Regions from separate parts of the Mus musculus genome. Here region 2 is linked to region 1. A link is a contact called in ENCODE Hi-C or POLR2A ChIA-PET data. All regions are on one chromosome and are shown on one strand. The core of a region is the stretch at or near the end of the contact, and the rest is flanking DNA. Distances in the headings are between cores, read along the strand shown.

Region 1 (5,134 bases), core at 1,127-3,626:
TGCTCACACACACACACAAAAGTTATTTAAAAATCTGTTAATGTCCTTAGATCAGGAACAAGTTTCAAGTATGTAGGCCATAAAACAAGAAAAGGCCAATTTCACTTTTTCCAGTCAACTGATCCTCATTTTTATACTGAGTATTTTTATATTCAATTATTTTCAGAGGTGAGTGCCTCCATCATGCCAACTCTTAGGAAAGCAGGTCAAATTCATTATGCCCAAGGAGTCATACTAACAAGTAGGCTTAAAGACAAGATACTCCTTTTAGAGTCTCTTGTTCAACAAGAGGATGGGTTCTAAAGTAGCCTTTCGGGATAGTGACCAATGATGTAAAGTTTAGCTCTCTGGGCCAGAATAAGATCACTAGCTGCATCATGTAGACATTACTGAAGGACAGTGTAGTTCAAGGTGGTCCATTCAGGTCATGTTATCTTTACAAGCCACCCAAAGATTAACCAAGCAGAGGATTTTGGCTTTTTTGTCTTCCCCCAGCTTCATACTAAATGCATTGGGGGGCGGGGGGGACTCACGCCGCAACTCAAAAGTCCAGCAGGGGGCTCTAGGATTGTGCAGAGAGACAATGTGAAGCCAGCACACAGAGAGGAACCGAGAGGGTCCTGGCAGGTCATCTCTAGGTCCCAGGTCGATCCCATCCCACCTCTTGCCACTCCCCGGTCCAGCCCCAGACCCCTCTGCACCTTAGGTATAGGAATCTAACTTCGCCAGATTCCCTGTGCCTCCGTGTTGCCCGGACAACGCCGGTAAAGAAAGCGGAAGCAGTCGAGGGACAGCCGCGCCTCCGATGCCTCCCGAAACGACCACTGGTGACTTGCGGCGGAAAGAACCGAAAACAGTCGGTACCTCCCGGCGCAGCTCTGAGTCTTAGGCCCACTTTAGGACCAGTTTGGGTTTTCCGCTGATGGGTGGGCCAGATCTATTTGCTACTCGGGGCAAGCTGCGTCAAGGCTCCTAATACTTTTCTCCCCGAGTTCATCCTGCCTACCCCACGCAGGCCATCAGTCGGCACCTCGCGGAGCTTAGTTGCATTGCATCGGATGGGGAGGCGCGGCTCGAGAGCTTCTCTGGAACGTTCTGAGTACCGGACACCGCCCCGGCGCGTGGCGCGTTGATGCCTCGAGAGACCGCTGCAAGCGGTACTCAGCAGAGGCTTGCAGCAGCTAGGCACAGGGTTCCCTGGGTGACCGTGTGCACTTTAGCCAGTGTTAGCCAACGGCGAGTGTCGCTGAAGAGCAGGCGCAGTAGCACGGTCCACGCCAATGAGCCAAGGGGATAACCAGAGGCGGGGACCTCCTGCAAACTGGGATACTTTTTTCAAACGCCACATGCATAAGCATTAGAGTTTTAAAAACACATTTCCTTATCGCTTCGAATAGGAAAAGTGTTAGTGGACTATGCTACGATACATTTATGGTCTTAAACCTGTTTTCAAAGTGCAAAGTCCCCACCCGAGTTCCCGCGCGCTTCAAGACGCCCCGCTGAGGCGGTGATTTCTTCTCACGCATCCGTCAACATAGTCTCAGCCAATCACAGCCAGCACGCTGATCCTATTGGCTGTCGGTTGGCCAATCGGAAAAGACGCATGATCCGCAAGGGCGCGAGGTTGCCGTCACAACACGCCCCACGTTGCGGGCCCGCCCCTGTACATCGTGCGGGCGCGCGCACGTAACGCCTGCTGACCAATGGCAGCCTAGCTGGTTGGGCGCGCCCGCAGAAAAGCTGGACGTGCTCGTCTTTTTTGCGGGACGTTCGCCCCTCCCCGCTCCGGCGCCGACTTCAGGTCCCCGGCGGCCGCCGTAGCCGGAACTGTTTAGAGCGCGGCGTCCCGGGTGTGGGAGGGCGAGTGGCGGCTGCACCGGTGCCGTCAGCCCTGTTAGCCGCGCGCCAGTCCACGGAGAGGTCTTGCGAAGGGGAACAGTGCTTGGTGACCGCGCCTGACACCTGACCACCAGCCCGGCGTCGCGGCTTCGCCGCAGCCGGAGCTGCCGGGCCCGGTCGGTTCTGCGGAGGCCCGGGATCCGGGAGCCAGGCTGCCGGGAAGCGTGGATGAAAAAGGTGACCGTAGGCTGCACTTGGGAGCCTTCGGGATCCGCGGAGGGGCCGCGGTATTCGTGGGCTGCGCCGCGTGCAGCCAGCGGTCAGCTCCTCAGGAAGGTGCGAGCTTCTCCCACCCGAAATGGGACAAAGGGTGTGGAGCCGGGACGAGGCCCACAGTGCCCGCGCCTCCCACGGTCAGGAAGTGACGGGTTTCGGTGACGGACTCCTATGGAGTCCACCGCCTCTGGGGAACGACCGGAATGTGCCTGGGGACAGGGCCCAGCGCGCCGGCGAGTGGGTCCTGTTGGATTGATGCATTTTGCTTGGTGCTGTTGGCAGTGCTGGTTCTGGGAATGGGTTTCGCTCCCTAGCACAATGACAGGGTTTTGGGAACCGTGGTGAGGGGGTTAAAAGTGAATAGGTTCGAAGTCTTGTGCCATAAAATCATTTAGCGTGGGGTTGTGTCTTGTGTGGTTCTGTGCCAGGGTTTTCTTAAGGTAGTATTTGAAAGATCAGTGCCAAACAGGAAAATTGCACACCGTTTTTGGCAGCACCATTTTATGGTGTTACTTCGAGTTTTACATCTCTGTCTTTACCTTCAGTCTGTTTCTTTGTTATCATTGGTACCTTGCTCTGTCTGCTTTTCTTTTTAAGTGGAATGTTTTCAACAGTTATGTTGGACCTAGCGTCTGCTAAAGAACGGAGTGTTTCTCTGTCCTGCTTCATCATGTACACAGCCTGTCTTAAGATGTTGGAATGTACCTGAACTTTAGTTTATTCTGAGTATAATTTCTCCTAGCTACAGATAATTATTATTTTGCTTATCGATATCTTATGACAGTGGTAGAAGTTAAAGCAAGAATTTTGTTGTTTCCAGAATTGTTTACATAGTTCAGTTCCTATTCTTAAGATCCGACTGGAACATAACAGTGTTTGCTGTCACTTTTCCGGTGTTCTCTAACCTGTTCTATGCAACAGGCTTTGTTGAATGAGAGGTGTAGTCGGGCCATCTCCCTCCTGGGAAGGTTTCCGGAGTGCAGAGTCTCTCTCTTGCATGCCAGCTTTGGAGGGAGCGGCAGTTTTGGCCTATGGAGCACTAGGGGCTCGGAGGGCAGCGCGGGCCGTTGCAATAGGCAGGTGCGCGGCTTGATCGCGCGTGGCTCGGGAGCAGAGGGGAGGCACGGGCAGTGCGGGGAGCGAGGCGGGATCAAGCTGGGGGCCATGAGCTGCGGCTCCTTGGGTTAGGTGGTGGCGGGACGGCGGTACTGCGGGACCCAAAGCGCAGAGGCCAGGTCATGCTGCCGTGCCTTCCGTGGCTCCGGGCTGTGTTGGTCTACCTGGGTTAGGGGCATCCAAGGGCGGGGCGGGGTCCCGGTCCGGTCGGGCTCAGCACTCTGTGGGCCCTCGGGCGGGCGGCGGGCGGCGGGCGGCGCTGGAACAAACAACGGCCGCCATGTTGGGAGGCCGGCGGTAAACTTCTGCCTGCCGCCCGCCTCACCGCTCCTCGTCTCTCTCGCCGCAGGATGACAGTGAAGTTGGGCGACGCCGGCAGCGGGGAGGAAGGGCTCAAGAAGCTGGGCAAGCGGACGGCCGATGAGGAGTCGCTGGACGGAGAGGGGCCCGGCGGCGCGGACGCGGCGGACAGCAGCAGCACAAAGAGGGACGGGCAGACCCCTCGGGCCTCCGGAGCCCCCGCGCCACCCAGAGGGCTGCCGACCCCGTCTCCACCGCAGGGCAGCCCCCAGGACCAGCACCATTTCCTAAGGTCCAGCGTGCGACCCCAGAGCAAGAGGCCCAGGAAGGACGCACCCTGTGCTTTGGGCAGTGGTGGTGCCAGCGGTTCCGGGCCGCGAGGAAAAGGTAGGGACCTATCCTGTGGCGTCTGACAAGACCTCCTCGGGTGGCACTTGCAGGGGCACGTGCCCCCTTCCATTCCTTGGAGGCTGTTGCTTTCCTCTTAATATTAGCATACAGGGCAGTGATATTGTCCTTTCTCTGGGCAAGAGACATAGATTCCCAAAGGGTCCCTGACGGTTTTTTATGGATGGCCATTTTAAATTACGCACAATAGCTCAAGTATAGGCAGAGAAAGTTCCTGCTCTATTTCCACACCTCAAGTAGTGGGAACGGAACAAAGGAACTGGCTTTTGTAATTTATGGACTGGGGAGGCTGTTGATGGAATGGCAGAGGCTGGCTTTGACTTATTGTCTTCCACCAAAGTATTCCTGGCTTCAAAGTTTGAAGAACAGAGAAATGGGACACTTAGAGTTTCAACTGAGGTATATTTGGTGAACCAGAAAGGATCTCCACTGGATGAAATTGACGGTGACCTATCAGGGGCAGCCCACAGAACTGTCTTGTGTTGAGACTGCAACTTCTTTCTTGAAGCCTCCTACCAAAGTAAAAAAAAAGTGCCATGTGGGTTCTTCACAGGCCTTTATTTCCCTGTCTGCTTTTCTCTTTATCTTTCAGCATCTTGGTTTTTACCTATGCAGGCAATTTGCTCTTACATTCTTTTCAGACCAAGTTTGCCCCCCACCCCATTCCCGCCTTTTTTTTTTAAAAGACAAAATCTGCTGATAGTTTGGACTGGCCTGGAATTCACTAAGGCCTTGAATTCATAGTTCTGCCTCAGTTTCCTGAGTGCTAAGATTACATGCCAAAACCGATATAATTGATAGTTGGCTTATATAACACTTTTTAAAAAAATAAAATAACAAATGTGACATCAATTTTCAGTGAGTTCTCCATACTTACAGCCAGGCATGAAGACATACTTTTAATCTAAGCACTTGGGAGGCAGAGGTAGGTAGATCTCTCAGAGTTTGAGGCCAACCTGGTTTACATAGCAAGGTTTTGACCAGCCAGGGCTCCATTGTGAGACTCTGTATTTAAAAAACAAAACCCAAAACATTTATTTATAGCAGCACTTGAACTATAGTAGTTCAAATTTTTCATTTCTTAGGGAATGTTGATTTAAATTACTAAGGTGATCTTGGTGGTTTTAAAAAGAAAATATTTCAATAGCCAGTAGAGAACTTGTATTGAGGGTCTGACGCAGATGTGTCCCATTAA
Region 2 (5,581 bases), core at 299-2,798, 48 kb before region 1:
GAACGTGATCACCCGTTCCTCAATGCTACGGATCCTTCTACTAGAAAGAACCATTTGGATAAAAAATCAGGCTCATGTCCTGTACTGCCGAGTCTCCTTACACAAGGGATTGAACACTATGATGGAAGAGGTAGAAGTCTGGTTTGCTCGTCTTCCCTTATTACACATGCTGGCTACACATGCTGGACATGCCAAGGCTGGCAGTGTCTGCAACTGACCCTTTGTCAGGATGCATCTTAGAAGCCGGTCCTGTTCCCTCTAAGGCACCAGCACTTTGCTTGCTCAATTGCCGAGGAGCACCAGAGGTCAACCCCAGTGTCTTTCCTCTGATGCCACCTGTGTGTATGTTTGATAGTCATTCCAAAAGGGAAGACTCTGTGACAGAAGCTTAGGCCCCAGGAAGAAGGCAGGAAGGAAGAAAGAGAGGAAAGGGGCGCTCTCCACTGTGCTGGAATTCACACCGCCCTCCGCTGGGCTGGCCGGAGCAGAGGAAGAGGCTGTTTGCTTTGGCAACGGGACTTCATAGAGATGGAACTGATCCCGTGTGTGCAGAACAGAGCACTCGCTGAAGCACTCACTTCCCTTCTGGAGGTTTCTGGACAGGCTGATTACATCACTGAAAATTTGGGGGAGAGAAGTCTTCAGGGGAAAGGACACGGAGGAGAAAGGGAACCTAACTTAGGGGGGATGAAAGTAGGATTTCTAAGCCAACCTTGGCCCACACTGAGGGCCTTCATCCATCCTTTCCCAAGCACAGAGGCCCCACAAGTAGAAGCTGACCTTACTTCAGAATAATGTCTGTAGTACACGATGGATGTGGCGCCTTCTCGTGGCGCCTTCTCCCAGAGGCCAGGGTCACGTGGCGATGCAGTGAGTTCACGCAGCGTCACACCTCTGCTCTCCCACGGTTTATCTGCTTTTTATTAATGACACTGAATAACGGGGTGATTTCTTCCTATCATCTCTTAGCCTATACCGTCCTATCTGTTGGTTCACGGCAGGTCTTGGATGGCAGCCAACTGTGGAGCTAGAGGATGCTAAGAGCTATCTATGCCTGTTACAATGTATCAGGCCCCCTCTTTGTAGGACTCTGCCCCTGGGCTGGCCTTGGCTCACCTAGGTCCCTTGCTCAGATTTCCTGTAGGGCTCCATATTGGGAATGGGCAGACTATTCCATTTCCCCTTTCTATATGCGTTCTAACGTGGTCAAAGCTGACTGACAACTGAACTGAAACTTAAACTGATCAATACCCAGAACGAGTGATGTGTCAACCATTTGCTTTTGTTTTTTGAGAGAGGGTCTCTCTATGTAGCCCAGGCAGGCCTGGCACTCACCTTCCCATCTCTGCCTCCCTAGCTCTGGGATTGTAGGCGGATGCTACCACAGCAATATCTAGTATGAGACTTTAGTACATAGTTATGCTTTGCTTTTTTCACAGAAAACCACCTAGACTTTCCTTTCTACTTTTTTTTTTTAATATGAAAAAGCAAGTGAAGTGCAGCCTCTGACTTTCACTCCAGTGGGAAAGGGGAGACACATGGAACTCAGCCAGCCCAGCCCCAGGCAGGCCACATGCTGCTGGGTTTCCATGACTACCGATGAACCAGGTGAAGGGCCGTCCAGCTCACTTTTCCTTTGTAAAGTGTGTATCAGTCAGGCTCCATGTTTATGTATGTGTGTGTGAGTTGGTGTGTGTGCATGCCGTATGTACTTGTTAGTGTGGCTGTGTGTGCACATGCCTGTGTGGTGCCCTGAGGTCTATATTAGTTGTCTTTCCTCATCATGCACCTTTAGTTTTGAGACAGGATCTCTCAGTGAACCTGACGCTCCTCGATTCAGCTAGAGACTAGTGACTGCCCCTTGAGCTTCAGGATCCACCGGTCCCTCCCTACCACTCCCCACTGAGGTTGGGTACAGATATGCACCACCATGCTGAGCTTCATTCATTCATTCATTCATTCATTCATTCATTCATTCACTCATTCATTTGGTCTTTTGAGATTGGGTTTCTCTGTTTTAACTCTGGCTGTCCTGGAACTCACTCTGTAGCCAGGCTGGCCTCAAACTCAGAGAGATTTGCCTGCCTCTGCCTCCCAAGTGCTGGGATTAAAGCCGTGCACTACCACTGCCCAGTTTTGTTTTGTTTTGTTTTCTAAACATAGCTTTTGTGGGGGCATCTTAATTTATGTCTTCATACTTGTATTGCAGGGTTTTGGCCAACTGAGCCATCTACCCAGCCCATATCTACAGTTTTTACTTTCCAATTTATACTTTCAGAACATAGAGGGCTCTACAAGGTCTTTTATGCACATGTCAACTTACATCTCTTTAATTAACTCATCAACGGGATGAGTGCTCTTTCATCTTCTCTGTTGTTCCTGGAAGTAGATACGTCTTCTGAAACTTTAGTTTGTGTGCATAATAAATAATATAGCTAGTTATGGAAAGGTCTGGATCCCTTTGATGGAGCTGTAAAGTCGCCATCCTGGAACAAATCATTGGCCACCTATGAGCGCCAGTGCTAATCCCTCGCATGGTCCTTGGGAATCTTAGCTGGGGGTGGCTTCAGTCTTGTGAGACTAATTCTGATCAACTTTAAGATCAAAGTAGCTGGGCAACGGTGGCACATGACTTTAATTCAAGCACTCAAGAGGCAGAGGCAGGCAGATCTCTGAGTTTAAGGCTAGCCTGGCCTGCGAGCAAATGCCAGGTCAGCCAGGGCTACACAGAGAAAACAAAAACAACAAGACAAACACAAAGCCCTACAAGGTGCCAGCCGGCTCCTCCATGGCCTTTACTCAGCAGGGGCAGCGGGGTCACAGCGGAGCTCAGGCGGGCATGCCCTTTCCTTCTTTTCCACAGGCTCACACCAGCCTATTCGGTTTCCCATTTGCTGTGATTTGCCTCAAGTTACTTAGCACACAGTTCCTGACAGTCCTTGGTACTCTGGAGCATCCTTGGTATCCTTGGATTACGGCACTCCCAGACATGGGAGATAGAAACCAAAGGAGGACACCAGGCACCGTAAGATAGCCAAGGGACAGCCACACTGAACAACTAAATCTCTCCTAACCACGAAGCAGCAGGGGCGAGCGGAAGCCAGGAGTGGCAGGGAAAGAGGTGTCAGGACAGGCAGGGCTGCCAAGCTGAGGAGCAGAGGCATCAGGAAGCCATGAAGCATTTCATGCGTGGGGAAGGCCTAAGTTTTGCTCGGTGACTGAAGAGGCGGCATCTGATGACCAATGTCCTCGGCAGTGTCAGCCAGCACTTAGAACATGGAACTGTGGAGCAGGTCACTCCTGCAAATCTAGCAGCAGAAAGTGCTTGACCCTCAATCTGTTGACATGTTTCGTCGTCGTGACACATGCATACAGAGGAGTTAAAGCAGGCATGACTCCGACATGTGGGACAAACTGACCACAAAGACTGCTCCCTCAAGGTGACCCTTCTGTGCTGGTCCAGTAACATCAGACTATTTTGACAGTTTTAGAGCCTACATATTTTCTAGAGATACAGTCGGCTGAGTGTGAACTGTTTGGAGGGACTGCCTGTATGTGCTCTTGTATGTCCTCCGGGACCACCACATCTGAGACTCTCCTCCCTTCTCTTTGCTGAAATGCAGTCCATGCTGGGCTGTCCCCTGGGGGCCCCTCTCAGAGGAGGCTCATTTGAATCATGACTACACGCTCCTGAGAGTGCAACGGTGAGCCCAGGGCCACACCACACCTTAATGAGTAGAGCAGGTCTCTCGGCCCTGCACGCGCCAAAACTTGCTGTTTTCCCCCTTGCTAACTTCCCTAGTCACATGACTGCATATTATTAGTCTTGACCAGAAGGTTCAGAATTATTCTCTCTCTCTTTTTTTTTTTTTTTTGGTTTTTCGAGACAGGGTTTCTATGTGTAGCTGTCCTGGAACTCACTCTGTAGACCAGGCTGGCCTTGAACTCAGAAATCTGCCTGCCTCTGCCTCCCGAGTGCTGGGATTAAGTGGGCCACCACTGCCCGGCCCCAGGCTAATTCTTTTAAAAATATTTTAAAATTGTGTGCACTCACTCATTAAGAGTGAGTGCAGGTACTGAAGGGGCTGAGAAGAGTGTGCTGCACCCGTTAGGGCTAGAGTGACAGGCACATGTAAGCCACCCAACATGGGTGCTAAAAACCGAAATCAGGTCCCCTGCAAGAACAGTATGCACTCAGTATCATCCAGCCATCTCTCCAGCCCCATGGAAACTTCTTGTAAGGGGTTACCCTCAGTCTCTTCCTTCTTACACACTAGGGATGCATATTGGCATATTTCTTTCTGCTTGCTTTTGCTTCCTTAGGCTTCATATCCCTCCTTGTTTACTATTTATTGTTTCAGAAGACATAAGCTAGCAACCTCTGTGTACCCAGTCTGCCTCGATTCTAATCTTTTTTCTGTTTCCGAAACAAGCATAAAAAAAATTCCTTTGGCTAGCTGGGCGTGGTGACACACACCTTTAATCCCAGCACTTGGGAGGGAGAGGCAGGCGGATTTCTGAGTTCCAGATCAGCCAGGGCTACCTATAGAAACTCTGACTCAAAAAAAAAAAAAAAAAATCAAAATCAAAATCAAAAAGAAAACAACAACAAAAGACAAAATCAGAAAGTCTTTTGGTTGATAAACATGCCCAAAGATATGAGAATAAGAGAACACAAAGTATTTCTAAATCTGTTAACAAAATATCAGCTTTACTCTACTAATATGAATGCCTATGGAATGAAGCTGTTAAAGAGAAGCCTAACTCTCCTTCACTGGTAGAGAAGTTGCCTCTAGTAGCAGGTGGAATGCAAGTGTGTGCGCGCATGTGCGTCTGTGTATATTCTAGAACTTGCTCATTAGACCAGGCCTTGAACACAAGAGATTCACCTGCCTCTATCTGTATACTCTGAGTGTCTGGATTAAAGATGTGAGCCACCACAGCCATTTTGGAATGCAAATTTAAATAGTATTTTCATGTATGAAATTTTCATGCATGAAAAATCCACAAAGTACTATAGTGACCCCGAACGTGAGTTTTAATAGCTTAGGATAAGGTAGAGGAAAGCAAACTCCATCTGTTCTCTCCTCCTGGAAGGTCCAGTGAGGATGAGGTCAGGGCCCCCACGTTTTAGAGAAGTCAAAGCTGTTGTCTTTGTCTCTCTGTCCCCTACCTTGCCTGTCTCTTGATGCTGCTCTTTGCTCTGGACTACACAGGGCCATCCTGAGTTGGAAAGCGGCGGTGGTTTTCTGAGTGAGTGGAACATTCTAAATAGACATACAGATGTCAATATGCAGGGGTATAGAGGAACCTCAGCTCCGGTAGGGGACACGGATGAACCCGAGGCGGTGGTGTTTTGCATCTGAGAAAGACAAGTAGACAGTTGGAGGAGAATGTTGCTGGGGAAGAAGTGGCTGGTCTGTGTCTTCCTCCCTCTCTCATGGCTGTTTCTGCCCTGCCCTTTTCATCTTGATCCCACAGTTGAGCTAAGGCTTGGTGAGTCCCTGCAGCTCTCTCCCAGGGCCAGCTACTGAGCAGCAGCACAGCATAGCCTCTGCTCATCAGACCTGCAAGTCTCCCA

What was found. Hi-C counts contacts between places; a loop is a spot of excess contacts on that map. ChIA-PET counts read pairs that join two places held with the same protein, here RNA polymerase II (POLR2A).
Region 2: a loop to region 1 is called in a map of heart, with 11 times the contacts of the local background. The contact joins the enhancer-like site here to the promoter of Cramp1l in region 1. A Hi-C loop is called at or near these places in 3 of 37 maps with a recorded cell type or tissue (all heart). POLR2A ChIA-PET finds 5 or more read pairs at or near these places in 1 of 5 experiments (Patski).

Annotation. Positions count from the first base shown.
Region 1 is chr17:25,012,472-25,017,605 of GRCm38, reverse strand. Cramp1l (cramped chromatin regulator homolog 1) reads left to right here and starts at 2,376. Exons shown (of 21, transcript NM_020608.3): 1 at 2,376-2,479; 2 at 3,581-3,918. The coding sequence starts at 3,582. It overlaps Ift140 (intraflagellar transport 140), which reads right to left and starts at 1,520. Exons shown (of 30, transcript NM_134126.3): 1 at 702-1,520.
Region 2 is chr17:25,059,445-25,065,025 of GRCm38, reverse strand. The region is part of intron 18 of Ift140 (intraflagellar transport 140); the gene reads right to left. The region is part of intron 2 of Tmem204 (transmembrane protein 204); the gene reads left to right. Among named protein-coding and RNA genes, the nearest start is that of Tmem204, 19 kb to the left of the region's middle. Within about 2 kb of position 1,548, at least 2 of the 3 ENCODE cell types and tissues checked have a DNase peak (open chromatin) inside an H3K27ac peak, as active enhancers do; they include heart, where a contact is called at or near this core.